Regions from separate parts of the Mus musculus genome. Here regions 1 and 2 are each linked to region 3. The links are chromatin loops, found by intact Hi-C in ENCODE. Cell type or tissue: gastrocnemius. All regions are shown on one strand. Each heading gives the region's core, and the rest is flanking DNA. Links, peaks and the distances in the headings are about the cores only. Region 1 overlaps Ankrd44 (ankyrin repeat domain 44). Region 2 overlaps Ankrd44 (ankyrin repeat domain 44). Region 3 overlaps Ankrd44 (ankyrin repeat domain 44).

Region 1 (10,595 bases), core at 3,086-8,085, 78 kb before region 3:
CTGTCCAGGGAGTTACACAGTTCATAAATGAGGTTGCCTTAGACTCTTCTGGTACAGGCTCTCTCTATTTTTAACGCTTCTGGAAGTACTAGCCTATGATGACACAATATGAGATTTTTGACCTTTTGGCTCACAGTCCTTCTGAAGCAACTTAAGATGACCATTCTTGCTTGTGCAATGAAAAGCTAATTTCAGATGAGTGCTTATAGTCCCTTTTGAACACGCTGTGCACACCTTTAATGTGATGAAAGCTTATTTTACTCACTGATTATTAATGATCAGTTTGCCGCGTTTAACTTGTAGCCTTCAGACAAAGGGTAAAAAGACATTTAATGTATAATTTAATGTATACTCCGAGAAAGGCTTAAAGATTTTCAAGTGGAAATAGAAATGTCTGTTGAGTGCTGATAAACTAAAAGCTCAGCCATCCAGAGGATTTATTTTAATAGAAACACATTTTCAGATACAAATGCAAAATCTCTCTTACTTTTCTATTGTTATGATGCTCCCCTGAAATATATTTGAAATGACAGCAAAAGCATATACATATGCCAACTATCCTTTAAACAGATTTATAAAATGACAGCATCAGTGGAAGCCTTTCAGACTCAGGCGACAGTGGTTTCCTCCCCTGTTGATACTTGCACCATCTTCTTTCTCTTCTCACTTTTTGTCATATTTGAGGGTGGTAAACCTAGATGCGAGCTGGTCTTGAGAAACCGTTGGTGGGTCTCGGCTTGGAAGCGTGCCAGGCTGTGTAGTGGTGTCCAGAACAAAGGCTTCTAAAGTCTGAGCATCTCCTTCCTCATCTCCCTAGCTCAGGTTCATGGCTGAGCTTTTCGGGGAGATCACAGCTCAGGTCCTTAGATAGATATCTACACCCAAAACTGTGCTGGGGAACAACAGGAGCCAAATGGCTGCCCTAGATACTATCAGGTCATAAAAATGATTTAAATGGAAGCCTCTAAAATCAGGCCACAGTGAGATCGCTCTCTAGTCCCTAGATGATCACAATAATTAAATTAACTTTATCATTTTTGTTATTACAAAATAATTACATTTACTGCAAACCAAAATGAAATCATTGAAAGATCACCCTAATCAGAATTTATATTGGCAATTTGGTAAAAGTTTTCAAATTTTATATATATATACATATACATACACACACACACACACACACACACATATATATATATATATACACACACATATATATACATATACATATATATATACACACATATATACATATATATTCTATAGAGAGATATATAATTATTATGCTTACAAGAATGATCATAGTGTGTTTGTTTGAATAATTCATTCTAAAAATGAATGCCACAGCAGAGAGACACAGATTTGAGTTAGAGAGCAGTGTTAGATTCAGGCAGCCTTTGATAGTTCTCTGCCATGGTCAAAGGCAAGAGGAGTTACCTTCTGTAAACAGTATTAAGTTGTCAGCCACATATGCACAAACCTGTCAGCAGCAAATTGATTCTTCGAGTAAAGACTAAGACACACACGTCTCTTAGACGGGGGAAGTCCCTCGGATCTTTCTGTGATAAGCATAGTTTTTGTTGGTTTTGCCTCCTCTGCAAAGAGCCACACACTTTTTAGTATTTTATTTTTATTGCAAAGATTATCAACTGTCATATTTTAAAAATATACTTATCCAGTAAAAAAAAAAAATTACTTCCTGAAAAAACAACCTCGGTGAAATGAACCAAAGGAGGAATGAAGAGATGTGCAGATGTTGGGGGCGGGGTAATATTTTTATCACAAGACATTGGAGCCTGGCCAGGAAGACTCTGAGGTAATGCTTGAGAATACTTCACAGGGAAGTAAACCGGCACCGCCTTTCTCAGAGGCTGTTTGTCTACTGCTTATCCAGAGCCTTTAAAAGGTGCAGACTTTTGATCCAGCAGTTCTGTGTCTAACAGTGCTGCTGGAGGAAGTGAGCTGCAGGGTGAAGAGTCTTCAGAAATTGTTTATTCTTCTGTTCTTCTTAATAGCAAAAGCCTGGAAAGAGTCTCTAATGTCTAGTGACTGGGGACTTGTTAAGTAAATGCTCCAAATTATAGATATTATATAGCTGTTTATAGTTATATTAGTGAAAAAAATAACACATAGAAATCTTTCAATGCAGCATTAAGGGAGAATGCAAGACACAAATATTTCTACACTATATGAGTTCAGCCATGGAAAATTCTACATATAATCCACACATGTACACACATGAATATGCACATGCATAGATGCACACACAAATGCACACACACATGCACACAGTTATGACATGAACATGCACACACTCACAAAAAATGAAAGAAAAGATTCCAGAACACTAGTACTATATTATAATCAGTACATTTATGAATAATTTCTTTTCTCTTTTTTGTCTTTTCTTTGATTATTTTTATCAATAATCCATTGTTTAGAACAAAATATATCTTTATAACTTGATCAAAGTCATTCATTCATGTATTTTCATTTCTTATTTTGGCAAATACAGTGTGCATGTGTCTAGGTGTGTGTACTAGATATACTAATATTAGTATATCTTGTGAAAAATGAATATATTAATATGTTGTTATAATTAATAATGAAAATAAGGTCAAAGGTGGTGGGACTTGGTTGACTAGTGATTTTTGGTTTTCATTTTTACAGTACTAGTGAGTGAGGTAACTATTTGGTTAAGCATAGTCCTTTACTGAGATATACTCTATACCTGTTATCTATGAACATGGTCCAATAGCTCAATAATGTACAGATTTCCATAATGATACAGAGATTTATTTCTGAATAGGATAACCAAAAGCTAACCTTAGAATGACTCTTCTCTGCTCTAATACTGGATATTTGTATTTTTAAGTACAGTTAATGAGTATGTTTGTTTATGTGAACATGAGGACCTATTGTGGTTCATCCTCCCTGCAGTCAGCCCTCTCTACTTGGATTCACCCTTTCATCTCCTGTATCTCTCTTCTGGCCTCAAAATTTTCTCTCTCTCTCTCTCTCTCTCTCTCTCTCTCTCGTGAAATGAGGTCTTGCTATGTAGCTGAGGCCAGGCTAAAACTCACTATTTAGCCCAGGATAGCCTTGAACTCACCATTTGTCTGCCATAACTTCCTGAGTCCTGAGATTCTAAGCCTGAGCAACCATGTCCATTAGGCTTTATTTTTTAAGTTGAGATCTAAGTCCTATCCAATTCAGCAGATTTGAGTGTTTTCTCAAGGTTACACAGCTATCATCACACGTAACTCTAGAACATTCTTATCATTCCTGGATTGAACCTCATTCTCATTAGCATTCATTCTCCAGTCTCCCTCCCCAGACCCTGGCAACCGCTAATCTTCTTTCTGTCCTTATGAACTTTCAGGCCTTTGGGGAACATTTATTTAGTCAGACAATTTATATCACAGACATTAAAATAAACTTCAAATGGGTCAGCCATGTCAAGTTAACAGATGCTTCCAGTGCAGTAAACAATGGGTTAATTTCCTTGCTACTAGACTGTGCAGAAAACCGTTCTACTTGCAACATAAATGCAATAAAGGAAAAAGTTTATTATCTTTTAACCGAATGAAAACACCATAAACAAAGGTGAAGACAAAGGAAGACTAGACAAAAATATTTGTAGCATGTATTACTGGTAAATGCATAGACCCCACCACCACCACCAAAAGTCTTTAGCACCTTTGAAAATAAATGAATAAAAGCCCACACACAGACACACAAATTTAGAACAATGGACAAAAGTCATGAAAAATTCCTTCAGATAAGATAAACAAATGTCCCTTGAAACAGAAGTTGATGCTCCACTTCCTTCATAATAAGATAAATGCAAATGAAATCCCACTGGGATGCTGGTTCTCAGCCATCAGATGGCAGGTATTCAAAAGCTTGAGTCTGTGGAGAAGAGGCAGACTCATTCAGTGCTGGTTAGCATGCAGGTTACACAGCACCTACAGAGGGAGAGTTGGCAGAACCCAACAAGAAGACACATCCATTTTCTTAACAAATGCAAATAGGATACATACACATGAGAGTCTTCACTTCAGTGTTCCTGGTAATAGCAAAATGTTGCTTACAACCCAATCCATAGGATATGAGTCTGCTAAGCTAGTTCATCCAGGCAGGAGGAACAACACAATAGCATAATATTAAGGCTGTCTTTAAGAAGTGACCATTCAACTAGAGTTCCAGGGTATAGTTAGCAAAGACACTGTCAGAGAAACACAGGAAGCATATGCTAAAACTGATGAAAATGGTTATCATAGGAAAACTGTGAGGATGAAATGGGGGAATAGGAAGGGGAGTGTGTGTGTGTGTGTGTGTGTGTGTGTGCATGTGTATACACACAACCACAGACACAAGCACACAGGCATGCACACATCGCAAGCACAAGCACACTCATACACACTGACACAGGCCACCTATGAGTGTCTGTCCTTAGTAGCCATGTACCTTGAGTTTTTGAGGCAGGGTCTTTCACTGGGAGTTGGAGCTTGCTAATTAGTTGCTGGCCAGTGAGCCCTGTCTCTGCCTCACAAGTGCTGGGATTGCAAGTGCATGCCACAGTGCCCGCTTTTTACACAGGTTCTGGGAACCAATTTATGTCCTCACGCTTGCATGGCAACCACTATGCCATCTGAGATATCTCCTAAGCGTGAGGCTTTTAAAAATACATAATTTTGATTTGTGAAGCATAAATATTTTAATACGAATAAAACACATTAAATTGAATCTAGTTAAAAATTTAACGCAGAATCAAATGTACCAACTATATATCAAGGCACTAGTGCAAATACACAGTAGTCAGATAGCTTTTGCATGGAGTACTCCCTGTATGAGGGAAATCGTTGTGGAAAAGTTTTGCTTAAAAATAGCATATTAAATTTAAATTCACACAGCCTATAGGATGTGTTGGCAGGTAACATCTTAAGTACTCAAATGGTTTTCTTTTTTTAAATTGAAGTAGAATATATAAAACAGAAACATCCCCATTGTAGCTATTTCTAAAGAATTAATAATTCGGGACTGAAGAGATGACTCAGTGGTTAAAAACACTGTCTGCTCTTCCAGAGGACCAGGTTCAATTCCCAGCACCCACACATGGCAGCTCACCACTATCTGTAACTCCAGTTCTAGGTGGTCCAATACCCTCACTTACACACATGCAGGCAAGATACCAATGCATGTAAAATTATACATAAATGGATTTAAAAAGAATTCATAGTTCAGTACCATTAAGGGCACTTGCTGGTGCTGGGATTGCAAGTGTTACACAACCACCGTCAGTAGCTTCATCTTTCCACCCTGAAGCCCTGTGCCTGTTGCGTATAATACCGTATCACACCCCCCAGGATCAGAACGACACAGCCAGCATGTAATGAGGAAGTGCCATGGAAAGACCCCATCTGTCCTGGAGTATCCTGGCCAGCATGTTTAGTGGGATTCCAAAGAGGAAACCATCAGGCAAGACATAGATTTAGGATATCCTACAAAGCGTGGCTTCATTTCTAAAGATATTAATGGTGTGAGGGAATCTTAAATAAACAAAATGCAGAGTAAGGTATGAAAGAGATGCTGTCAGAGTCCACAGAGTTGCACAAAATTATAACAATGTTCATTTTCTTCAGTAAGAGAAGGAGATACATTTGTGCTTGAGAATAGTTTGCTCTTAAGGGAAACATATACAGGGGGGAATGCCACAATATCTAATCTATTCTGAACACTTCTTCTGATAACTAACTAGACCTGTTGTGTCCATACAAACAGAAAGGGAAGTATGAAATAAGATGTTGGAGAAAACAATGCAAAATAAAACAGGAAAATGAAAATGTTATATGAAAGAAAGGGTTGCAGGTCACTACAGTGATATTTATAATAAATATTGGCATCTTTGGCATTTAATTCATGCCTTTTCTCATCCACATTTTAAGTTGGGTCACTGCACTTCACAAACCTTTCCCTGGGTGCTCTGTCTTATTTGGATTGTGTGAGGTAATTTCCATAAGTCTCTTGGGTTGTATTTTAAGGAATTTGATTGTATTGTTCAGTTAGAGCTAGAAAGTTTTAGGTTCTTGAGACAAAATAAATTTTTCTGCATTTCTAATAAACTTCTCTTTCTGCAGACATGGCACTGCTACAGTTTTGGAAAGTGAGCCATCTCCGTAACTGTCATTTTTATACTATAGAGCAGGGATGCACACTGGGGTAGACAGGAAATCAATAGTTGGTGTTCCCAATGGTTGGCTGGTAGGGTGTGGTACCCAAATCAACCTGAAACCTTGCCTGATGCTGTATTAACATCTCTTCTAGGAGGTGAGATCGACTGTGTGGATAAGGATGGCAACACACCTCTCCATGTGGCTGCGAGACATGGTCACGAGCTCCTGATTAACACCCTAATCACTAGCGGAGCCGACACAGCCAAGTAGGTCACTGGGAAAATACAGTGGCCTAACTGCCACGTGTGGGAGTGAGCTCTGGCGAGGGAGGCTGTTGAACAGTGCAGGGCACCCATTTATCCAGGGTAAGGTGGATCTATGCCATTATGCTAAGCACAGATTACATCTGAACTCAAGGAAGGCAGTTTAATGACAGAGCCCAGGAGGCACCAGCTGGTTTCAGCTGCATCGAAACCAGGTCTATTTTGCCAGAAACATTGGACTACTTTTATTAGTTTTGCTTTCTAGTGTTTTTGTTTGTTTCTTTGTTTGTTTCAGCATCCACTGTCAAAGAGGAAAGATAACCAGGCAAATTCAAATTTACTCAGCGTTTTTGCTCAGTTTTAAAAACAGTGTTATAGCATACAGTCGAGTCCATCTGCCACATGGAGAAATGTGGCGGTGTGACTTTGTTTTGCACTTAATTCCACACAAATGGCAAAAGCGTATCTCTGGATATGGGGCTGAGTTCTTAGGGAGATTCATGAGCAGTTACCTGCCTGCATCTTCAAAGAGCTCATAGTTTTGTTGGTCTCAAGTCTCACTTACGACAAAGACCCACCAAAGACAGTAAATCAGAATTCTAAAGGAAAACAGGCCTTCTGTGGCAAAATGCTTGGTGTCTATGTTGTCAAAGTTGACAGGAAAGGGAAAACTCAATGGTGGTGGTAGAGGTTTTTGAAAAGGCTTCAAAGAGATGAGACTTGGGCAGATCTGGGGCTTAGGTTGAGTGGGGGTGTGGCTATGTGTGAGGAGTGTGCAAAGGGGCTGGAGGAGAATCGAGCAGAGCAGAGGATGGCAGTAGCCCACTGGAGGAGGAGAGCAGCAGAGATGGGTGGGCATACCTCTGTGGGGGCTGTGACTCCTCCATTGACCATAGATACTCCTGGGAGCCACAGTCCACCCAGCGGCACTGTATGGAGCTTGGAAACCCAGGTTTGCTGGACTAGTCTGGGCTCCATTTCTACCTGCTTCACCTTGGAACTCTGTGATTTTGAGCCTGTTGCTCAATCTCTCTGTGCTTTGAAAAATAGAAGTAATAATGGTACCTATCTATGGGTTTGTTAGTAAGATTAAATGACTTAATTACCAGGAAAGCTCTCTGGTAAGATCTGAATGAGTAGAAGCTATTTAAATACACCAGGAAAGTTTATTAAAATGATAATATTTTTGAAAAGCTCTCTGAACAGTACCTAATACGCAGTAAGCTATCAATAAATGTTAATTATTATTTTATTACCTAATAATATGTAATAGAGACAAATTCAAGAGTACCTTAAATGCTTAAATGCAGGGGTTAGTCTTGAACAGAGAGACTAACTGTGGGTAGCCGTAACTGAATTTTTAGGAGGGAAAACATATATTAGGAATTCTGTGTTTGTCAAATGTGTGTAAATATAACTGAACATCTTGCCAAAGAATAAATCAAAATTAAGATGGTTCATGGTAGCCCTGGTGTGTTCTTTATCAAATTCACCAAGGGTCAGATGTTTTGGAGTGAACTTTAAGGAACACGTAGCTTTGTAGTTCCAGTGGCTCACCTTCATTAATTGTTATGTTGAACTAGATTCCCCTGACCTCCTGGGTGCTGGCCTGGTGATGGTGGAGGTCACATAGGAGCAAATGATTGTAGTCTTATGTTTGTTACTGTGGAGCTTGGCAGCTAGCTTTTAAAAGAGTTAGGGAAATTCACTCTTCAGCACTTCCAGAAGACCTGACATTCCAGCAGAGGAAAAATTGGATAGAAGGTTCAACAGAGTTGGGGGCTGGAAGCAAGTCATAAACAAAGACCTTTCATGGAGAGTAGCCCCCCTCCACAAGGACACAAGCATATTACCATAGTGAAGAAAGCCCTAGGGCTGGGTGACCTGACATGTGTGAAGGGGTTGGAAGAAATGAGGGAGGAATGGAGGAAGAAGAATCTAGAAGAATCTCATATGTCCTGCCAAGGAATTGGATTCTATCTGGAGGCATTCGGAAGCTGTTAAGGAATTATAAATGGGTGTAGGATGGGCTGTGTCTAACAGTCCCATTTGTGAGTAAGAAAGATCCTCTGATAGCCATCCAGACAGACTGGAAGCCATCCAGACTGCAGACACTTGGCAGCCTCTCCCATGTATCCTGGGTAGAAAAGATGAGGTCGTAGGCTAAGGATGAGGCTGAGGACCTGCAGAGGAAGGGAGCGCTGGCTAACAGTGTTGGCTGTGTGTGTCTCTCAAGATAAAAGGGAATCTACTTTTAGCCAAGCCCTCCATCTCACTGATTATGCCCTTAGTTCTTTCTGCAGCCATCACTGCGGATTTACAGTTCCCGAAGTTACTTAGATAACTGACTGTGACACTCCATTGTTGCATGCCTCTTGTAACCCACTGTGCCAGCTCTGGGGTTATATAGGCTACTGCTCTCAAGAAACATATAATCTATTTGAGGACAGATTACATTAACAATGACTATCCTACAAGCTAAGTATGTAACTAGAGCAATTAACACTGCCACTGGGATATAAGAACATGCATCAGACAGAATCCTGTCTTGTAAGGCCAGGACTGGCCTCTGGGAAGAAGCTGGAGTCAACTAAGACCGAGATGAGCTTCTGTTAATTAGGTCATGGTGGTGAGAGAATTTCAGATCCTCAGTGTAAACTTATTTTCATTATTATTAGTTGAATAATAAGCATTAGCCCAGCTACAACTTCTTGGATTTTTGATGTTACCATATCAGTGAATGTTTTAAAAACTGTAAAACGTATGCACATAGACAAGAACATTTGTGTAAAGTGCTTAACTTAACAGCAGTATAGTAGCAGACAACCATGAGTGCTTACCTAGGCTAGGCACCACTCTAAAGGTTACAAGTAACTATCACAGAATTTCCATAGGGTAAGTGCTCTGTGGTTAGCACCACCATTGAAGCTCACAGAGACAGTGAGGAGTAGAAACTGAGAGCCTGTCCTTGGCCATTTGGGTCTGGAGATCCAGTATACCAACATATGGTCCATTGCCAGTCTGATAACATGTGTGGTAGTGCCTCAGGCTGTGCAATGACAAACCACCATCTCTGTGAGACTGTGGCAACTGAGCTGCTGAGCCTTAAGGGTTCAGTGTGTATTGCAAGGGGGAAGGTGGGGCAATGGGCTCAGTGCCCAGTACCGTGCCCCTTATTCTAACTCATTATGCCATCTTTTGTTTAGGCAAAGATCTCAGTGTCCTTATTCCTCCCTAGGCTGAGATACAGCTTATGTCTATGAGAGCTAACTTTTTGTCTTTACCATTGGCCTATGACAACTATATTCAAACTATGTTATACAAATACAGTTAATATGAAGTGCCAATGCCAGCACAGGTTTGGCATAAACAGGATGAAAAAAATGTCATTCAGACGAACCCAAGTGTGCCTTAGTTCTAGTCTTTAGATTATTATTAAAAAGAAAAGATTCTTCTGGAAGACTTTTTAGATCCCAAAGGTATTTGCAGTGACCTTCAAGAGTGTGTTAACAAGTTTAAGAAACATTACAAGAAGCAGCAGGAAAGATGAAGTGTCAGACAGGGGGACCTGCATGTGCTTGGCTCTCAGGAGGAGTGTAAAGATGTTCACTGAGAATCTAGCATCTCTGTAGATTGGGCAATGGCCACTCAAGAAAAAACCTTGATAGCCATGTTAGAGTGTTTGGGCTACTCAAACCACTGATGGCATTGTTGGCTGCAAATGCAGGAACCAGTCTTAGCATTATCAACTGTACACAAATACCTGCAATAATGGTTGGAATGACAGCTTTCCTTTAAAGTTTTGAACTTTACAAAAAAAAAAATGAGGACAAGTCAGGTTAAATAATTATAAAATGATTCCATTCTAAGTTAAGAAATGTGTCTTTGTTTCATGTTTTGTGTGCTTTAGTCCAGCAAGTCCTTCTAATTACCCTGTGATGTAGACACTGTAATTTTCTTTAAGTTCCGGATGATGGAGCTATTATATACTTGCCAATCATCAAGTAATTAGGAAAGAGCAAAGCTAGTACTCAGGGCTTCTGACTCCATCTCCTTAAACACAGTGTTCTTCACTGCAGCGGGAGAAGAGAAATTCTACAGTACATTATGTATAGGAAGGAGCAAACATGTCCCCTGATACAGGAGGAAAATTAAA
Region 2 (10,595 bases), core at 1,820-6,819, 160 kb before region 3:
CCGGTTACACTTGGGTTCACAGGTGTGAAGACAGTGGGGACAGCTAGACAGCATAATGGAGAAGACAGGTCTGTCTGGCATGGGCTGTGGAGAACAGGCGTGTTTACAGGGAGTGGGAGGTATCTATAAGTGATTTAACACGTGTCTCTATGCATACATGTCAAAGCATAGATGAGGATGTGCACAGTGCATGTATGTACGGTCGTGGGTGTGTGGATGCATATATATGTGATGGTAGCATCGGAAGACACTCAAAAGTTCAGCTTCCTCCCATGGAAGCCAGGGAATCTGCGTCTGACCATGTGGTATGGGAAGCAGCTCTGAGCAGAGCTAGGCCCGGGGCCTTTGGGAAGCTAGATACACCTCCATGTGCTTAGAAACCACTCTGGCACCCTTCCCTGGCAGCTGTGTCAGGGAGCCTCTCCTTGGGGACATTCCAGCCATTGCTTGGGAGGTTTGCCTCGCCTGAGGAGACTGAGGACTTAATGCGTCCTACAGAGTGTCTGCATTCCTTGTGCTCATGAGAGAGGCCCTGTGCGGATCACTGTGTTCTTGTTCAGTGACTGACCATTGGCTCGGTGATGCCTGGGCTGGCCTCACACCTCAGACTCTGAGTCTGTCAGCTGTCATACGACCTCTGTTCCTCTGTTGATTTAACACTACAGTCTGCCAGACTCTGACTCTGTCTCTACATGTTGCCTTATGGCTGTTGGTTTTTTTTTTTTTTTCTCCACCAAGGTTCATTTAGGCAGAAACTCACCCAACACCATTTTGCTAAAAGCTCAGCAGACAGAACAGTGTGAAAAGATTGGCGTGGTTCTGCTGGGGACTTGGTTAGCAGGCATGGGGAGGATCTCTTTGTAGAGCCACTTGAGGTTAGTGTTTGCTTCTAGCTCCAAAGAGTTAGGTGTTGACTTATTCGATTCCACACTCACAGTCCCATTCTCTAGATAAACGTAATCAGGATTCTCAGGAAAGAGACGTAGGGATCTTATGTGAATAAGCAGCTCGGATGATTCTTATGCTGAGTCAAACTTGGGGCACTGCCATCATCCAGCTGTCTGTTAGGACTAAGACATTTACAGAAGTTGTAAGCAAATACATATATGTAGTTGCCAAGATTTGAAATTTAGGGGGAAAAGAGGCCAAATATTCCATATTGATAGCATTAACCATTTTTTTAATGAAAACATTATTTGAGTAGAGTTGAATGGTCACATAAAAATTTCTCACTATGCCATTTGGCCCTATTAATCACCATCTTATGAGGGGCGTGGCCAGCGATGGCCATGCTTAGACTCAGATTCCATCAGGGAAGTGAAAATGGTGGAGTTGGCTGTGAAGAAGATCTTTTACCATGTGGGGCAAGTCAAGCGTCAGCCCCTGAACCCAGCACGTTCCCACAGTTATCACTCACCCCAGTGATGGTTTCTGGCAGGTTCTCTGCACATCCACTCCGTGCATACCTTCTCTTTAGGATGGGCTGCCCTTCTGTCTCCATCTAGAAACCCACACTCGGTCATTGAGGTGCCTTCCTTCCTCTTATCCCACAGAGCTCACTGTCCTTGCAGTTGGGTCACACTTTATAGTTCCTTCTTCTATATAATGGATTCTTCTCTGCTCTTCCAAACCCCCATTCTCTAGCCCTTGTTATATCTTATTTTAAACTAGTAGTTATATAATCATTGTAAGACAGCCAGTGCCCACTGGCTAAAGCTATGGAAGTATTTGGGAACAACTGCAAGGTGTTTTGAAGATTGATCCACAAGTGTTTAGGTCATAATATCCTCCACAAAGGGCTTGTCTTGGATGTGAGGGCAATCTCTATCCCTCCCATAGCTGTACATTTGTTTGAAAGAAGATGCCCTTCCCTGAGTAGAGGACCAGTCTTTTGTCAAGGTACAGAGCATCTGTGATCCTCTGCTAGAACCTTCCAACAGCCCGCAAAGGCATAGTCTTCAGTGACTTCAACATCTGAATTGGCAGTGACAAGGGTTAGTCCTTAATAGGGTCTGAATATAGAGACCTGTGTTTGGTCATATTCTTGACAAGGTCTTTAAGGTCTCAGATACTTTGTGCGTGTAGGTGGAGTCTTATTTATTTCTGCCTGCTCATTGATAATTCTTAATAAACTTAGAGGGAACAAATATCCTTGTTGCTGTCTGCATGCAAACGCAGGTATGTATATTAGTTATAGTCCTAATACTCAGTTTCTTGGTTTTGCAGCCACCACTGGTCCAGGCAATCTTCAGTGGCGACCCAGAGGAGATTCGCATGCTCATCCATAAGACTGAAGACGTAAACGCACTGGTGAGAGACTGTGGTTGTTGTATGGGTCCTCCTGTGGGGCAAGCAAGGCCTCTTGACATTTTCTGTGCTGTGAACCCCTGTAGAAAATTGTGAGAGCTCAGGGCTGCTTTTTAGACTATTGTTTCAAAAAAAAAAAAAACAAAACCCATGGAGTGAAACTCTAGGGTTAGACTAAATCAATTATGTTGAAATATAGTTGTAAAAAAAATTTAAAGATCAAGGGACTGAAGATGTCACTCCAGGGGAGAGTGCTTACCTAGCACGCAAAAGGCCTGTGTTAGACCCCCCAACACTGCAAAACAGAGAAAAAAAAATCAAATTTAGGATGCAGTAATCTGTATGCTTATCAAAATTGACCTTATTCTAATCAACTCATAAATTAAAACATCACACAGTGTTTCAAGGCCCCAAACTCTATCTCAGTGAGTGTTTATACAGTTGCAGTGACCGTCTTGAGGCCATGGAGTTTCATTTAGGGTCTTATGCTTTCCCTGTCAATCACACTCATTCATCACAGGAAAAGCAGAAACTATGAGTTGAAACCAGAAGGGGGAAACCCCTACTTTATATCCTGTCTATGACCCATTAAGATACAGCGACGCATCTGGCAGCGAGCATTGCGTTTTGAATGACCTGCCACTACCTCTTGCATAGCTGTGATGTCTCCTGGTGACAGTGTCACACCGACTGCCACTACTCCCGTGGTTTGCTCTGTATATCCACAAAGGAAGGATGCCGGCCCCTATTAAGAAGGCAATGATAGTGAAGCTATACCATTTTTCTTTCTTGATGTAATGTACCTTGGCTCTGGTGAAATTTGGCAACCTGGGCCTGTGGACCACCAGATATGAAAACTTTTTGTTTTTTTCCCAGTGATTGAAGAAAGATGAGGAGAATAGCATTTTTAGACATGCATGGTTGCTAGGAAGTTGAAACAAGTGTCCAGCGGCAGTTTTGTTGGAGTGTGGCTGTCCATCTTGCACACATTGTCTCTGCTGCTCTCACACTGCCTTGCTGAGCCCGGGGTCTGGACTGAGCCAGGGCCACTCAAACCCTGCCCTTTGTAGGAAAAGTCTGCTGGTTCTTGCCCTAGGGAGTCCATGACCCTGGGATGAACCATTGAACTCTCTGCAGCTCTTACTCCCGTGCTCTTTGAAGTTGTTGAAACCTTGTGTGTGCTTCAGCATCTTGCATATTTTGCTGAGAAAAGGGTCAAGGTATTTCACTGAATTCCTAAAAGGACCTATGGCACATCTATCAAAAGATCTACACATAGACTGTATCTGGGACATTTCCAAACAGATCAGTCACTTGCACCAAAGGGCACAAGCATTGGCCAAGAAGTGACCCTTTTGATAGTTTCTTAGAGTCAGGCTGAACAAGCGATTAGGTGCAGGGTGTGCTGCTAATTCACTTAACACAATCTGATTATCAAAGTCCTCAGGTCCCTTAGGGAGAAGAGTCCTCTTTACAGTTTAGTGTTCAGTAGAAAAGACAGGGCGAGTCGTCCATCTTCAGTGTAAGCAGATCTTTTCCCTGGGGTGATAACCTGCCTTTGAGGAGGTATCTCTCTCAGGTCTGCTGGCGGGCGGCTCCCTTCCAAGACAGGTCCTTTGGAGCAGCCTTTGTCTGAGGCTGTCCAGATTGGTGTGGCTTTCTCAAAAGCCTTTTGGCAGCTTCTCCTCAGCTGGCAGTAAGAACAACAGGGCAATGTTTTGAGATGTGTTTTTGCAAGGTAAGCCAGGATGAAGTCAGGGACAGAGGCCTTGCAGAGGCAGCTGGGCACTGGTCCAGGACCTGTGGGGTGGAGGCTATGAAGCAAGTTCACTGTCAAGAGCTTTGACATCACAGGAATTTGCCTAGACTATTTGGTGGCTGTGGGCCAAGCCCTGGCAAGCCTAAGGCAAGGTTACTATCTTTTCCTAATAGTTACAAACAAACAGAACTTTTAATCATCTACATCTCGGGAAATTGTACTGACCTTTGAATGACCTTTCTTTCTTTTTGGAAAAGTAACAACCCGTTGCTGATTGGCTACCTAGGCTTAGCTCTGTAACACATAGATGACTAATGAATGTTTGAAATCCGGAGCTTAGTTCTCTCAGCAACACATGGGAAGAGTGTCCCCTTTTTACGTGGGGTCTGAGGTATGAATGTGAGGTTTTCTAAGGTCACTGTGAGGGTCATCTTCAGTCTGGCTGAAGAAAGAACAATAAACCTAGAGGGGAAGCATGGGAAGGTTTTCCTGGGTCAGTGTGGAGTGTGTATATCCCTTCTGCTCATCCTCCATTTTGGTGACCTGTCATATAGCCACACCTAACTCTGGGGGAGGGGCTATCACTGTGCTACTGCGCCCCTGAAAAGTCAGCACAATCAACTTTGATCTTACAAGCTTCCAGGGAGTTAAAGTGATTCCACTAAGTTGTGTTTTGGCCATCTTTTTCACACTTCAGTTATTTACTGTGTCGCAACTCTGTGCTAAGCATGAGAGACACAGCAGTGGCAAGACAGTGGGCTCCACTGTGGAGCTCACAAAGTGAAATCAAGAAATGAGAAGTCACTTTCCAGGGTTTGCTGGAGGCCAGTCTGCAGGGTCTGAACTGTGATAATAAGCACGGGAGGCTAAGGGAGGTGAAGGGAGGAGTCACCCTGTATCTGCAGGGGATATGCAGCAGAAAAGGCAGCGAAGGAGGACTTGAAGTTGCTGATGACTGAGTATATCAGTAGAGAGACCAGGCCCGAGGTACTCAGTGGGATCTTTCACATTTTGGAGGCTCATTGCTCTTTTTGTTCCACCCACAGCTCCCAAGACTCCCTTCCTCCCCGACTCCCCCTGCCATGTGTGTAAAGGAGATCTTGAATCCCACTCTCACAGGCCTGTAGGCTGTGTTGAACCAATCTCTCACTGCCAATGTAGGTCATTTGGAGCAAGGCTCCTTAATCATTTTCCACGTGACACACACTCTGTGCAAGACATTTTTTTTATGTAACCTTGGGTATAAAGGCATATAAAATAGGTTTGATAAAAACCAAACATTTATTGGCAATAAATTTCTTTTAAAACAACTCCTTTTTGGTATACATTTACTTTTATTGCTTATTAAAGATTAAGGCCAATTTGTATATTAATGAGATCGATATACTTCTAAAACGTTTCAATTTTGCATTAGATATGTGTGTGTCTGTGTGGGTAGGTACATGTGTGTGCAGGTGTGTGCCCACAGAGGCATTGGGTTCTTCGTAGCTACATCTGCAGCTGACTGTGTGTCAGTCAATCAAGGTGGCTGCTAGGAATGGACCATGGGCCCTCTGCAAGAGCAGTGAATGCTTTAACCTCTAAGGCATCTATCCAGCCTCTTGATGGACTTTAAAATTTTTACATAAAGGATCGAATCTTGGATGAATATTTGATGCTGCAGGGTAGAGTATCTTCCGTGTCTTTTAGTTTTTATAATTGTCAGTGTGGTGAATACATGCATGGAATAAAATGGCATGTGTATGTTTAGGACTTTTCAAAAAATTGTTGGAAATGCCATTATTATCCAAATTGAACAGTTTTTCTTACGAAATTCAAACCATCAGTTCAAGCAACAGTTTTGTGTGTACCTCTGTGTGTGCGTACATGGGTTTGTGAGCAGGTATGGACACCTCACTCGTTTTCCTGGGTTCTGGTGACTGGACTCGGGTCCCCATGCTTATCAGGCAAGTAATATTTACCACCTGAGCCATCTCCCATGCTCTTAAAGAACAATTTTAAAATAAAATATTCCAACACAATGAGACCCAAAGATAATACTAATTTGATATATACATGCTAAGGAATGATAGTAGGGAAATAATAAAATTCTTTGTTTTCCACCACTAAATCACAAAATTTCTAAACAAACAAAAACTTTGTGCAGTAAAACCACGGATTTCAACATACAGCAGTCTTGAATGAAGCTGAGCATTGCAGGAACGACTTGTTGGGGTGTGGCCCGATGGCGTGCGCAGTGTTGCATGCATGTCTTATGTTCACAAAGGCACAGTGAAGTCCCGAGGAACAGCATGGGCCAGCTGGATGGAAACACCGGGGTTCCTTATGTGTTTGATTTTGAACTGAAATTTGATCGTTCCACATTCAGACACTTGTGAGGATTGCCAGTTTTTTCATGACCCAATGGTTAAGAAGCAGAGGTCGAGAGAAAGTGAGGTTAACAAAGGGTGTGAGGAGGGAAGACACCCAGTGCTTAGAGCTCAGTAGTTTAGGAAGCGGGTGAAGCTGATGATATATGTATGCCAAGGAAGGAAGTGACCTGGAAGGCGATACCGGCCACCTCTCCTTCTCACCCTCTGCTTTCCTAGCTGACCCCAATGAATCATTATGCTGGGATCAGGCTGTGGACACGTGCTTTACTCTTGGAGTATGCCTCATTGCTTTCATTTTTCAGCTCTGACATTTTCACCTTGATTTACGTTTCATTTGATGGGCCATGGGTTCTTTGCTGCACACCACCCTTTGGTTAGTTGATCATTGCAGAGAAAACAATGCTGTTTGGATTGGCCTCTCTGTGCTTCTCCAAACTTGATTGCCTCCGCTTACTATTCATGGACTCTACACTTCATCTAGATTGAGTTGCCCAATTATGCTTTTCTCCTCCTGTGTTGACTTCTCTATGTTCCAGCCTTATCTCCCCTCTATCCCTACTAATGTCTCCAGTAAGTTACCCTAATTCTTCCTTCTGATGTCTTTATTACCTCCTCCTGACCCAGAAAAGGGAGTTCTCTCAACTCCCACAGTCCTCTCTTTGTCCCTGACCACTTTAGTCTTCTTTCTGAGTCAGTTAATTGTGCCTGCCTGTGTCATAGGTTCAAGAGATGGTGTGTGCAATGACATGGTTGTGCTCACATTCATTCTCACTGTTCAGTTACCCAGCAGCCCTGGCAACACACTGAGAGAATCAGTCAGCCTCACTTATTTCTGATGTCGAGTCACCTTGTTGTCACCTATGTTTTAGTTCCCAGAGAGGACAGATCACTGAACCAGAGGAAGCAGCTGGCTGAGCGAGTGTCCCCAGGTTGCAGCTGGAAAGTGGATGAGCTGTTTGGAAGGCTGACGTCGTGTAGACTGAGTTGAGGAACCTGTGAAATGGCAGGATGATCGCTCTGGATCCTTCTGTTGCTTCTATCATGAGTGGTGTATCAGAGTCTAGAGATGTGGGATAGCTGTTGTATATGCCAAGATATCTATGTAAACTGACCCAGATATGGGTGATCACTAAGGACATTATAGAATCTTCCATTGTAATAATCAAACTGAGCAGAAGGTAGATAGAGAACAGCATCTTAATTTACAACCTCAAAGTTCCTGTCTTTAGCAACTCCAAAATCAGACTTGGAACTCAGTAGGATCCCTTTACAGCAACCCTACACCATGAAGATGGTCTTACTGTGCCACACAGAGACTAGGAAAGAGACAAATTGGTCCTGTGCTGTAGACTTAGGACAGGAAACCATTGCACACAGCTCAAGTGAACATTGTCGTCACATTAAATTGGATCTACGCTGTCATTATGCCAGGTGGTTGTAAGCTACAGCAAGAAGATTTCAGCTCCAAAGCTAAGAGACAGTATACAGGGCTGTCTAAAGAGGAGAGGAGTGTCTTTACAGATGAGACCCTGGAAGGCCATTAGACAGAGCTCCTACAGACAATGCCTGCTACTGCCTCAGATAGCCCCAGCCCTGCCTTGTGCTCTTAGCAGCAGTAGTACTTCATGGCGCTGTTTCGTCTTCTTGTTTTAGTGTTAGAGATACTGGTAGGTTGAGTCAGCATGTAAATCGTCGTAACTTCCTTCTCAGCCTGAAGTAGCTTTAGAGAGCCTTGTCTTCCAACTGTGAAAGACTACACTTCGAAGATTTGTGACTCCTATGTGACACCAAATGTGAGGTGCTTATTTCCCATTAAAAAGAACCACTAACAGCAACCTATGCACGCACACACAGATGTATATGCATGTGCACATGGTGTATACATGCTATACATTAGTATAGCAAATGAAATTAGCAAGTATTCTTCAGTATCATTTAATGCTCAATACATACTAATTAGTAGTCTCAAACAGTTGAGTTGTCCACAAGTTGTTGATTTTAATTTACTCATTTTATACAAAAACCAATTTCGTCATTCATGTAATATTTATCATTTGCAGCAAAGTTTGACCCAAGTACACATGCACTTTGCTTCCTTTCTCTGTTCTGTGAAAGGAGGGGCTCATATGTGACTGTAATAGAATGCATCTTAAGTTAAAAGCAAAGAACTTATAGCAAGCAAAGGGGAAGAAATGATTCATGCTACCACTTTGACTACAGAAAATAATGTAGGTGGTGGAGGAATGTTAATCTCAAGATGCAAATGAGAGAAAAAGAAACTGATATTTTACAAGAATGGGCTTTTTAAAGAACAAGACAAATGAGAGTAGTGAGCTTGTAATTTATCTGGGTATCTGTTAGGGCAGATTACTAGTTCTTTAGAAAATAGAATGCATTTTTAATTCCACTCATGAGCAGCCTGGAGAGATGGCTCAGCAGTTGAGAGCACTGACTGTTCTTCCAGAGGACCCAGGTTCTATTTCCAGAATGCACATGGCAGCTCACAGCTGTCTGAACTCCACTCCCACAGGCATCTGATACTCTCTTCTGCTTTCCGCTGGTACCAGGGGCATACATGGTGCACAGCCACACATGCAGACAAAATACTTAAATACATAAAATATAAAATAAAATTAAATACACTCTATGTGGGCTAAATCATTTAGTCTCTACCCAAGGAATTCAGAATGATCACTTTGCCACATTCCTACATTCGTTAACGTTTTCTCGGCCTGATTTTCCCGTGTTGACTTCCCCGAAACCTTGGAATATAGATTCTATAGCCTCTAGCCCGGCTTCCCGTGCTTCTGGATCTTCTCCTTTACAGATACATTGTACCTTCTTCTCCTTTACAGATACATTGTACCTTCTTCTCCTTTACAGATACATTGTACCTTCTTCTCCTTTACAGATACATTGTACCTTCTTCTCCTTTACAGATACATTGTACCTTCTTCTCCTTTACAGATACATTGTACCTTCTTCTCCTTTACAGATACATTGTACCTTCTTCTCCTTTACAGATACATTGTACCTTCTTCTCCTTTACAGATACATTGTACCTTCTTCTCCTTTACAGATACATTGTACCTTCTTCTCCTTTACAGATACATTGTACCTTCTTCTCCTTTACAGATACATTGTACCTTCTTCTCCTTTACAGATACATTGTACCTTCTTCTCCTTTACAGATACATTGTACCTTCTTCTCCTTTACAGATACATTGTACCTTCTTCTCCTTTACAGATACATTGTACCTTCTTCTCCTTTACAGATACATTGTACCTTCTTCTCCTTTACAGATACATTGTACCTTCTTCTCCTTTACAGATACATTGTACCTTCTTCTCCTTTACAGATACATTGTACCTTCTTCTCCTTTACAGATACATTGTACCTTCTTCTCCTTTACAGATACATTGTACCTTCTTCTCCTTTACAGATACATTGTACCTTCTTCTCCTTTACAGATACATTGTACCTTCTTCTCCTTTACAGATACATTGTACCTTCTTCTCCTTTACAGATACATTGTACCTTCTTCTCCTTTACAGATACATTGTACCTTCTTCTCCTTTACAGATACATTGTACCTTCTTCTCCTTTACAGATACATTGTACCTTCTTCTCCTTTACAGATACATTGTACCTTCTTCTCCTTTACAGATACATTGTACCTTCTTCTCCTTTACAGATACATTGTACCTTCTTCTCCTTTACAGATACATTGTACCTTCTTCTCCTTTACAGATACATTGTACCTTCTTCTCTCCTTTTAGTAATTGACTTGACTGAGGGTGGAAGCTCTGAGATGTTGTGCTAGTAGCTAGCATCTTGGATACTACAAATTAGACTAAATGAGAAGCTGCAGGAATAAAGAAGCTGCAGGCAAACTCAGCTCCATCCATGATGTAGGGCATCATTAGTGAGGGGGATGAGCTCCTTAGCCATTTTCAGTGCTGTGCAGTGTTGGGGTGCAGTATGACTGGACTTGTAAAGGCTTTTAAAAGAAAAATACAAGAAATTTCTAACATATTAAATGTTGGTTCTGACATTATTCATGCCAAAGAAGCTACTGTTTGCGTGGGCCAAACCCAGCCTGAGGCAGTTTGCTAGCTGTGGGTGACAGAGCAGAGAGATGGATATTAGGGCTCCC
Region 3 (10,595 bases), core at 2,616-7,615:
ATTTTATTCGATATTAGAATGGCTACTCCAGCTTGTTTCTTGGGACCATTTGATTGGAAAATTGTTTTCCAGCCTTTCATTCTAAGGTAGTGTCTGTCTTTGTCCCTGAGGTAGGTTTCCTGTATGCAGCAAAAAGTTGGGTCCTGTTTACATAACCAGTCTTTTAGTCTATGTCTTTTTATTGGGGAATTGAGTCTATTGATATTAAGAGCTATTAAGGAAAAGTTGTTGTTGCTTCCTGTTATTTTTGTTGTTAGAGTTGGAATTCTGTTCATGTGGCTGTCTACTTTAGGTTTGTTGAAAGGTTACTTTCTTGCTTTTTCTTGAGCTTTGTTTCTCTCATTGGGTTGAAGTTTTCCCTTTATTATCCTTTGAAGGGCTGGATTTGTGGAAAGATATTGTGTAAATTTGGTTTTGTCATGGAATACCTTAGTTTCTCCATCTATAGTAATTGAGAGTTTTGCTAGGTATAGTAGCCTGGGCTGGCATTTGTGTTCTCTTAGGGTCTGTATGACATCTTCCCAGGATCTTCTGGCTTTCATACTCTCTGGGGAGAAGTCAGGTGTAATTCTAATATGTCTGCCTTTATATGTTACTTGACCTTTTTCCCTTACTGTTTTTAATATTCTTTCTTTGTTTTGTGCATTTGGTGTTTTGATTATTATGTGACAGGAGGAATTCCTTTTCTGGTCCAAACTATTTGGAGTTCTGTAGGCTTCTTGTATGTTCACAGTCATCTCTTTCTTTAGGTTAGGGAAGTTTTTTTCTACAATTTTGTTGAATATATTTACTGGCCCTTTAAGTTGAAAATCTTCTCATCTATACCTATTATCCTTAGGTTTGGTCTTCTCATTGTGTCCTGGATTTCCTGGACATTTTGTGTTAGGATCTTTTTGCATTTCACATTTTCTTTGATTGTTGTGTCAATGTTTTCTATGGTATCTTCTGCAGCTGAGATTCCCTCTTCTATCTCTTGTATTCTGTTGGTTATGCTTGCATCATTGGCTCACGCCTTCTTTTCTAGGTTTTCTATTTTCAGAGTGGTCTCCCTTTGTGATTTCTTTATTGTTTCTACTTCCATTTTTAGATCCTGGATGGTTTTGTTCAATTCTTTCACCTGATTGGATGTGTTCGACTGTATTTCTTTAAGGGAGTTATTTACTTCCTTCTTAAAGTCCTCCATCATCGTCATGAGAAGTGACTTTAGATCTATATCATGCTTTTCTGATGTGATGGTGTATCCAGGACTTGCTATGGTGGGAGAATTTGGTTCTGATGATGCCAAGTAACCTTGGTTTCTGTTGCTTCTGTTCTTATGCTTGCCTCCTGCCATCTAATTATCTCCATTGCTTGCTGCTCTCAATATATCTGATTGGAGCCTGTCCTTCCTGTAATCCTGGTTGATTCAGGACTCCTCAGAGTCCAGCTTTCTCTGTGATCCTGTGATTCCAGGATCCTGTGAATCTGAGATTTTTGGTGTGTCATGCTTCTTGGCAGTCATGCTTCCTCTGAGACCCTGAGATCCTGGTGTGATCAAGCTCCTGGTATCCTGGTATCCTGGAGTCCTGGAATCCTAAGATCCTGGGCATGTTAAAGTGCCTGGAAGTGGTGTCTTCTCTGGGGACCATGGGGCTGTCTGCTGTGTTCAAAACCAAGGCATACCAGCACCAACCAGAAGTAACCTGAGCCGCTGGTCAGGCAGGGCTCCTGTTTCCTTGGTTCTGCTGTCCCAGGCCTGTCACAATTGGTTTGGAACAGATGTTGCATTCCACTTACCAGTGATCCTAAGATCCTGGGCATGCTAGGACGCCTGTGGCCTGGAGAGTCCTCTGGGGACCTTGGGATCATCCACCAAGTTCGTGCCCAAGGTGGCCTGGAGCTGGTGCCAACTGGAAGGGCATAAGCTAATTTAAAATACACATATAGCTTAATACCCCTTAGTTCTAGAAGTGACCACTATTATTGGTTTCTCTGGTATCCTTCTGAATTTTTCCTGTGACTATAGAAGTACACACAAATATAAATATACACACATACATTTTCTTTTTATATAAATGAGGCCATGCTAAATATATTTCCTGCAATGTAGTTTCTTAAAAACCTCTTTTGGACACTTTCTTATTACGCTCCGCAAATGTCATAGCAACCTATATGCCCATCAGAGTGTCTAGGATTGCTTCCCCTGTCTTCCTCCCCACTCACAGTTTTAATGATATTAGGGACCTGGCCAAACTCTTCATTCATTGCCCAGGTAATTACAAAATAGCACTATAAACATTTTACATAGTGTTTTGAATATCTGTTGGCATTTTACACTTCTGTTATCTCTGTGAACTGCATTTTTGGGTCTTTTGCACACTTTCCTAGTTTTCAAAACCATTTACAAAAGTTCTTTTTATATTAAGAAAATAGTCCTTCGTGCTAAATCTTTTGCAAATACATGGATCCTTGAGGAGCAGTACAGAGAAAATTGCAAATGGCAAAGGACGTCTGAAGCCACCTAAGGCAGAATTTTCCTATTTCTCTCTCATCTCTCTGACCCACTTCCCCCTAGACAACCTTACCTCTTACTCTCTTTTATTTTCAAGATCCTTTGCTTATGTATTGTAGGCATGTGACTAATATTTTTTCCCTTTGTAGACTAAATTAAAAGTCTCAGACTGTCTATCTTGTTTTTAGTGCTACATAGCCTAGGACCTCATAAGAGATCTGAACTTGGCCCTCGCCCATGTCCTGCATTTCCCTAACTGGTTCAGTGGCTTCGTTATGATCAGTGGAAGAAATAACAGGGAAGAGAACAGCTTCCATTGCATATCAGATCTTGTGCAAAGCCACTGCAATTATCTCTCTTCATCTTTGTGGCAGCCCCAGGAGGCAGCTTTTATTGCTCTCATTTTATAGATGAGGATACAAAACTCTAAGTACAATTAAGAAAGTCACCTACACCCTCATGGTTAGTCACATGATGAGCTGTGAGGGAAGATTTGCATTTGTAGATTGAATTAAGAGTCCCCAATGTTTCCAGTAATTTTTCCCCTAGTTTTATTAACAGAAAAGATTCCTGAAAATCTTTTTGTAGTGTCCATTGATTTGTTTAGGACTCTCCTGAGAGATGAGCATGTAATTCACACAGCCATTTGTCTAAATTAGATTTTTAGATTGTAGATCTAATAAATGTATACTGATGGATGTAATGCCTTTGAGCAAATTAGTTGACAAGGGAAAAAAAAAACACAAAGGCATTTACTTGCAACCAGAGGTTCATGAACTAGTGTTTCTGCCTAACCTCAGTGTGTGGGCTTTAGATTCCATCCCAAGTGTTGTTACAAGGGGATCTTTGGAGTTTGTGACTCAGGAGGCTCAGCACCTCAGGTGGGTTGTTGTGGGATTTGAGGCAAGTAAGGATTCGATTTGTGGCTTTCTCTTTTGCAGGCATACAATGGGCATCACCAAGCCTTGGAGGTCCTTCTCCAGTCCCTAGTGGACCTGGACATCAGGGATGAGAAAGGCCGGACAGCTCTGTACCTAGCTGCTTTCAAGGGACACACAGAATGTGTGGAGGCACTTGTTAACCAGGGCGCATCCATCTTTGTAAAGGACAATGTCACCAAAAGAACTCCACTTCATGCTTCAGGTAGGTCTTGTGTATTCCTGAGTTTTACAACTCATGTACAGAGTTAAATAAAAGGGTAAAATGTGTCAAGGTGGCTTCACAGGCATTAATGGCATCATTAGGACTGTTTTGCAAAGGGGCTAGCAGACAAGGAGCTAATAAACACATCCTTCTATCAACCTGCACACTGCTTTATTCAGTTTTCACTTTGACCCTTGACGCATCTGATATCAAAACAGAAACCCTTAACATGTGCACATCAGTCAACAAGGGATGGGGCTTTTCTGGAATGTTTCTGCACTACATATGAAGGGATATATACACATATATGAAGGCAAGTTGGGGGAATCTCTGGCCCTGCTAAAGCCCGAGTACCTTTTGGCTCAGACGATTCCATTCTGGTAACCTTTGAGAAGGATGGAATATGACATTTTTCAAAAGAGAGCAGAAAGTGGGCGTGGCCTTGTAGAGGAAGTGAAGGAATGAGAACACATTTCTAAGAGACTTGCATGATTCTCATTAGTTGACTGTTTTCTAGGGATGCTAGACAGTTAGATACATTTCTGTCGGAACTGATGAGATCCTGAGGGGGTGGGGTGGGGGGTGAAAGTTCTTGTTGCAAGGCTACGGCCTGAGTTTGATCAACGTGACCCACATGGCAGAAGAGAGAACTGACTCCCCTCAAGGTGTCCTTGGGCCTTTACATGCTTACCATGACAAATGCACGACAATATAAATACAAATGTAATTAATTATTTGTAAAGAAAAAAAAGAAGCACATTTCTATCTATATCTCTTAACTTCCAAGTCACACCATACAAAAATAGAGGAAGCCTACCTGTTGCCTGACTGTCTAGAAAGAATTATTGCCAGGAAAAGGTCAGTAATGGCTGGGGTGGCCAATTATACATTTTTGTTTCCACCAGTATTTTTGCTTCTTAGGGCATGCTTTCCTTGGTATGATTGTCAAATCAAATTTACTCATTTTAAAGAGTGGTTGCCTATTATTAAGCCAGAAACTCACTTTGTTACTATGTAATTCCTAACAATTGCAAATGGCCTGGATCGATTGTGGAAGGCTGCCTTTGAAACTTGTGAATAAATTAAAAAAAAAAACAAAAAAAAAAAAACCAAACCAAAACAAAACAAAACTGGTGAATAATGAAGGGCCATCCTCACCCATTTGCCACTGTGATGTAGGTGTGGTCCAAGGGTTCCCTCTAGTGGTCAAGTAGATTCACTCTTGATTTCTCTCATGCCATCTATTTAAAAGACAGGCTGTCATTTAACTGTTCTCCACAAAATGTCTGCTGGGCAGAAGCTTCCCCCTGGGATTCGAGGATCAGCTTAGCTGGATTTTTTCTTTTTCAGTTCACTTGGAAGCCTGTTCCTTTGGTCGAGACCCTCAGTGCTGTGAGGAGGGGCAGCCAGAATGAACACTGGAGGTTTTAGCACAGATAAACACTGACAGTTGTGGCTTTGAGCAGTGTCAAAAACGGCTGTCAGAGACTGACCCAGTCTCCCAGAGAGCTGGATCTGGCAGGGGACAGCTAACAATGCTAATATCTTTCTTCTAGAAGGCATTAGGGGGCGGGGATACAGTACATGGGAACCCAAGGAGAACTGAGGTTGCTACTCTTGTGTGTGTTGGGGAGGGGGGTCCCTAAGTTTTCCTTAGGGCTGTGAGCTCAATTCAGACAGCTAAGCAAAGAACAAAAGCCTCTCTGGAGATGACTTGTGGCGCACCGGTTGACCAATGTGAACCGAGATGGTTTTTTTCTTATGTTTAGCCAAAATTGAAATGTCCTTGGAATGATTGTGAGCATTAAAGAATATCAAATATATCAAATTGATACAGAAAGAAAAGCCAAGTCCTGTTGATTCCATTCCTTGAGCCATTGATGAGAGGATTTAGCTGTCAGCCCTATGCCAATCTTTTCCTTTTGGGGATACATTAAACTCCCTGCAAATTTCAACAAGATAACAGGCTTTTGTATAATTTTGAGAATGATAGCAGAGGTAGCCTTGCTAGGATGTGGCCTGGAACTCCAATCCATCATATGTCCTCCCAGTATGTATGTATCAGTGGATGCTGAAAAGGAGCTGAACAGCATGGCGTTGTTCCTGCTGTGCATTTGAATGGTGTCCATGAATGTGAGCTAATTCTAATAAACGTTGTTCCAGAAAACCGTGGAAGTTAAATTACCATTCTTTAATGACTGGCCAGCAATTAAAATGACTGTAAAACAGCTCCGAGAGGAACCTTTCTCAACACAACCTCATTGTATCCATTCAGTTCTCTCGCTGTATCCAGAGCGAGGGAAGTCTGGTGTTCTTTGTGGGGTGTGCATTGCTCAGAGAGTAAGCCATGGCCAGCATGTTAAGGATAGCCATCCTCACCTTATCTCCTGAGTGGATCCCTTGACAGCTGTAAGGCCTTGCAAAGGTTCTCCTCAGGACACCAGGGGACATGCTTTATCATAGAGGAGGAGTTTACCATCCACCCCATGAGATCTGCTTCCCAGCATCCGTTTTGGGGCCCCACCTCCTAAAGGAGCACATTCAGTTATGCACAGGGCACACACACCCTGGTACTCGCCCTCAGCCCCATGAGGCAGAGACGGCATTGGGGTTACAGGACACTTCCTGCCTACTGCGGGGTAGCTGGGGCAGGTAAGGCTCAGCAGCCCTAATGAGGGACCTGAAGATCTCTGGGTCCTCACCCAGCAGGAAGAGAAGGGACAGCAACTGCACCTGCTGCAGCACTCTTAAGACCCTGCAAGGGCAAGGCTGCAGTTTGAGGATCACCACCACCACAGAGCTCCCGTGCTGGTAAAGAGGGACCACCCAGGCTATGCTCACTCTTCTGCTTTGGTGTTCTATGTTCAGCCGCCACTAACCAATGAGAACTGTAGGTGGAATATGGAACTTAGACTTCACTGATCTACAAGAGTGGTCACCACTCTGTTTCTCTCTCTCTCTCTCTCTCTCTCTCTCTCTCTCTCTCTCTCTCTCTCTCTCTCTCTTCCTCTCATCCCTATTCTCTTCTCCTTTTTTAGAAAGAGCTGGAGATGGGCTAGACACAGGATGGTTATATGGAAGTAGAGTGGACTGACAGCAGGCGGGGACACTTACCAGCCCTCTACAGGGAGATAAGAAAGGACAGTGAGCTTAAAAAATTCCGAAAACAGAAAGGGGAAGGCAAAGATGGAAGTGTATGGATAAAAAGAAAGGGGGGATACAGGGTTTCCCTGAGCCACCTGGGCCATCTTGAACTGGAAGCCAGGACAGTCCATTAGCAGCCGTGAGAAATAACTGACTTGTCCACAAACTTCGCTTGGGAGAGAGAACCTGCCATGTTGATTTATGTAAAAAAAAAAAAAATCTCTGTCATTTTCTTTTTCAGTTATTAATGGTCACACACTGTGTTTGAGGCTACTACTTGAAACAGCAGACAATCCGGAAGTGGTTGATGTGAAAGATGCCAAGGGACAGTAAGTGTTTTCATGTTGGCCTTCTGCTATGATCAGTCACAGGAGCAGCTTGGTTGGCTTGTTGAGTAGTGGATAGGGATGAGTGCTGAGTTCTAGGATAGCACCTCTCTGTGAAACTCATGGGTCAGGAGCCTAGAACCCCGAGGTGTGGCCCGCCACCAGAGCCTGTACTAAAGGGAAGAAAGCACTCAGTGTGCGCGTCTTATTGACAGTGAGCGCCTTTTTATCCCTGCTCTAGCCATGCTTCCCAGTCGTTAGTATTTCCTCTTTCTTCCTACCTCTGACATTTGTTTTTGTTTTTGTTTCTGTTTTTGTTTTTCAAGACAGGGTTTCTCTGTGTAGCCCTGGCTGGCCTGGCACTCACTCTGTAGACCAGGCTGGCCTCGAACTCAGAAATCTGCCTGCCTCTGCCTCCTGAGTGCTGAGATTAAAGGCATGCGTCACCACACCCGGCTCTACCTTTGACATTTAAAGCTACCTACCACTTACCCACTTTCTAATAATAGCAAAATGGCAGACCTGGAGAGTTGGTTTCTGTCCTGGAAATAATAAAGAATTCCTTCAGATTTATATCTTCTCTTGAGTTTGTTTTCAGTTTCTATCTGTTGGCCTAGTCTTCGCCCGGGCTTTTCTTACAAATAGGAAGTGCAGACAGAAAGGCTCTAGGTCTGTCCCCAGGCACAGGAGCTTGAGTGACAGCTAGAGCAGGGCCCTGGTCTTTCTTCTACACTGGCCAGACTTGGCTTCAAAGCATGGAAGCTCTGTCCATCCAGGCAGATCTTGAGCAGAGACCAACATTGATTGCTAGGACAGCAGAGGCTGTGACAGAGGCAAGAGGCTCTTCTGCGTGTGCACACGCCCCAGCCGAGCCCCAGCCGGCTGGCATGGAGTGGTCGCCACATGGCCTTTGAAAATGTTAGAAGTAATGTGACTGCCCTATATGTTAGCCAACATTCCATGTGGCTTGTTCTACATGACATGGAGTAGCGAGTTAGAAACATAGGAAATACTGGGAAATTTTTGATAGAAAGAGACCTCTTCTCTCACTGGAATTAGTTTTGTTTTTGTTTTGTTTTGTTTTGTTTTGTTTTAAATCTCCTTTTAAAATACCAATTTCTCTCTCCTAGAACCCCGCTGATGCTTGCAGTAGCATATGGACACATTGATGCTGTTTCATTGTTACTTGAAAAGGAAGCAAACGTAGATGCGGTCGACATAGTGGGATGCACGGCTTTACATAGAGGGGTATGTCCATCTTCCTCTGCTTCAGTTAGGTTACCTCCTCAATGAGCTTGCTTCAGTGTTCTCTGTGTGAAGCTTTAGGGGAAAAGATGTTTCATAATATATCCAATTAGCTTCACAGTCAAAACAAAATTACAGAATTTTATACAATGACACAAATGAAAGCTACAGTTTGGCCCTGCTCTTAGGAGTTTGTGTTGGACTGTGATACCTACTGTTGGAGGGGTTCGCTCTCCTTTCTGATTACAAAATGCAAAGTGTAGAAAATTTGCAAAGTGAATTTTTTACATACAGAAAAAGAAAATCAAAATCACCAGCAATCATACTTCCTGGAGATAATCACATTTAATACACATATGCACGAGCATGCGCAGACACACACCGTGGCCTCTCTTTTTCTTAGTATAGATAAAGGACCGTTCTCCGTGGCGTAAAATATTCTTCTGTATAATTTTGTATGCAGAATTTATAATACTCATGTGTGCAGCTGCCAGAATGAATTCAGTGGTGTTGAACATTCACACTATATCTGTTGCTTGGAGCAGCAAACGATGACAATCTATGTGTCCTGTGGCCAAGTCTTTTTACACATCTGCTGATTTAATTTTTGAAGGACAAAAAAAAATAGGCTAACTAGACAAAGGTAAAAATTATAAAATTGCTATGTAGAAGTGATGTAAGCACCCTAGCTGGTGACTAAAAGTATTTTCCATGATTATCAACATAATCACAGTTCTGGTTTCTTTGCACTTCTTTTGGGCCATGCAGCAGTCTAGGGGACATCACATATATATGTCTGTCAGTGATAGCCTGTGCATACAGCAGTGATCTCATACGGTTAGAATGGAGCTGAAGACGATTCCTTTCTTGTGTAACTTTTACTGCACCTTTGCTGTTTAGATACACAAACCCTTGTGACCCCATGATGTCCATTAGGGTAATGTGTTGTGCATGTTAGCTTAGGCTTAACAGCTCTCTTGGGCAGCCTAAGAGGGGAATAGGCTGTGCTTTCTAGCATTGTGTACAGACTCTCTGAGATATTCCCAGAATGCATCCCCGTGCCCGCTGCACAATGTAAGTGTGTTGTCTCTTTAGTACTGGGCAACCTCTGAGGTCATTGTTTCTCTGCCTTCTCATAGTGAGTATACTGAGTCAGAGAAAGGCCGACTCACTTGTGTCTGACAGGGGTGGACAACCAGGATTTAACATATTCCTCCTTGATTCTGAAGCTAGTATTTTCTAAGGTATCATGATACCATCCGTAGTTATGTTTGGAGAGAGAGCTCCAAAATACTTCTCCTGGGCTTTTCTGGTAAGGATTTTTGCTAGGGTTGTTCTGCCTCCTACCTCTTAGGCCAGGTGGGGGAAGCCTTCTACTCTCAACAATTCTATCCCCAGACAACTGAGCTTTGTCTTGCATTTTAATTGCAACATGCCAGATTATGACAGGACATGAGGAATGTGTGCAAATGCTGCTGGAACAAGAAGCATCAATCCTCTGTAAAGATTCCAGAGGGAGGACACCCTTGCACTATGCGGCTGCTCGGGGCCACGCCACATGGCTGAATGAATTGCTCCAGATTGCCCTTTCTGAAGAAGACTGCTGTCTCAAAGACAACCAGGGATACACGCCACTGCACTGGGCGTGTTACAATGGTGAGTCGAATGTCATCTGAGTCGAATGTCATCTGAGTAGAATGTCATATACTAGACTTTCTAGCCTCGCACCTCTGTGACCTCAGTGGAGGTGAGAACACTGCTGTATGCTGTGGTTACTGGTGTCTGCACCCAGACACTGGTGTCTGTCTTATGTTGTTTTAAACATCCCTCATCCCCACCCCTGTGGCTGTCATGATGCTGAGTAAGGTTTAGTTTGTTTCCCTCTTCCTGTGACACCTCATCAGAGTCGCCAATGGACTTGAGCAACTGTAATCAGAGTTTCTGATCTGCACCAGATAACCAGGAACCACATGAAGTATTAAAACAATGACGGTAAAAACAAAACAGCATACAGTATAGTTCACATACAGTAGAGTCACTCATAAACGCTAGTAGATGTGTAGTTTAGATTTTGGTATTTTTTTTTAATATCCACATTCCACATTTGCTTTGTTGTGTGTGCTACTTGGAATATTCAAATTTTTTATCTCAGTTATTTGGAACAAAAGAGAAATGTGTGCTAATTGTATGCATGTCTCATAATTTTTCCTCTGAGATTATAAATAAAAAATATGCATATTCTTTAA

The links. Peaks named below come from ENCODE experiments on the same cell type or tissue, not always from the same donor. Only the 100,000 strongest peaks of a DNase experiment are listed, where the experiment ranks them.
Region 1: a loop joins it to region 3, with 2.8 times the contacts of the local background. A loop is called at or near these places in 7 of 42 quality-filtered maps.
Region 2: it touches region 3 in a loop (4-fold over the local background); 19 of 42 quality-filtered maps call a loop at or near these places.

Annotation. Positions count from the first base shown.
Region 1 is chr1:54,739,161-54,749,755 of GRCm38, reverse strand. Ankrd44 (ankyrin repeat domain 44) reads left to right here. Exons shown (of 28, transcript NM_001081433.3): 10 at 6,328-6,442. All of the region lies in intron 3 of 4930444A19Rik (a long non-coding RNA gene), which reads right to left. Among named protein-coding and RNA genes, the nearest start is that of 4930444A19Rik, 63 kb to the right of the region's middle. In gastrocnemius, for the core only: no CTCF peak of the experiment used is centred there; DNase peaks (open chromatin) are centred at 3,887, 5,391 and 6,477.
Region 2 is chr1:54,820,327-54,830,921 of GRCm38, reverse strand. It overlaps Ankrd44 (ankyrin repeat domain 44), which reads left to right. Exons shown (of 28, transcript NM_001081433.3): 2 at 2,227-2,310. Among named protein-coding and RNA genes, the nearest start is that of Ankrd44, 100 kb to the left of the region's middle. In gastrocnemius, for the core only: no CTCF peak of the experiment used is centred there; a DNase peak (open chromatin) is centred at 4,101; H3K27ac peaks cover 1,911 bases.
Region 3 is chr1:54,660,411-54,671,005 of GRCm38, reverse strand. It overlaps Ankrd44 (ankyrin repeat domain 44), which reads left to right. Exons shown (of 28, transcript NM_001081433.3): 18 at 3,433-3,634; 19 at 7,020-7,107; 20 at 8,235-8,352; 21 at 9,789-10,005. Among named protein-coding and RNA genes, the nearest start is that of 4930444A19Rik, 16 kb to the left of the region's middle. In gastrocnemius, for the core only: a CTCF peak has its summit at 4,834 (motif pointing left); a DNase peak (open chromatin) is centred at 4,870.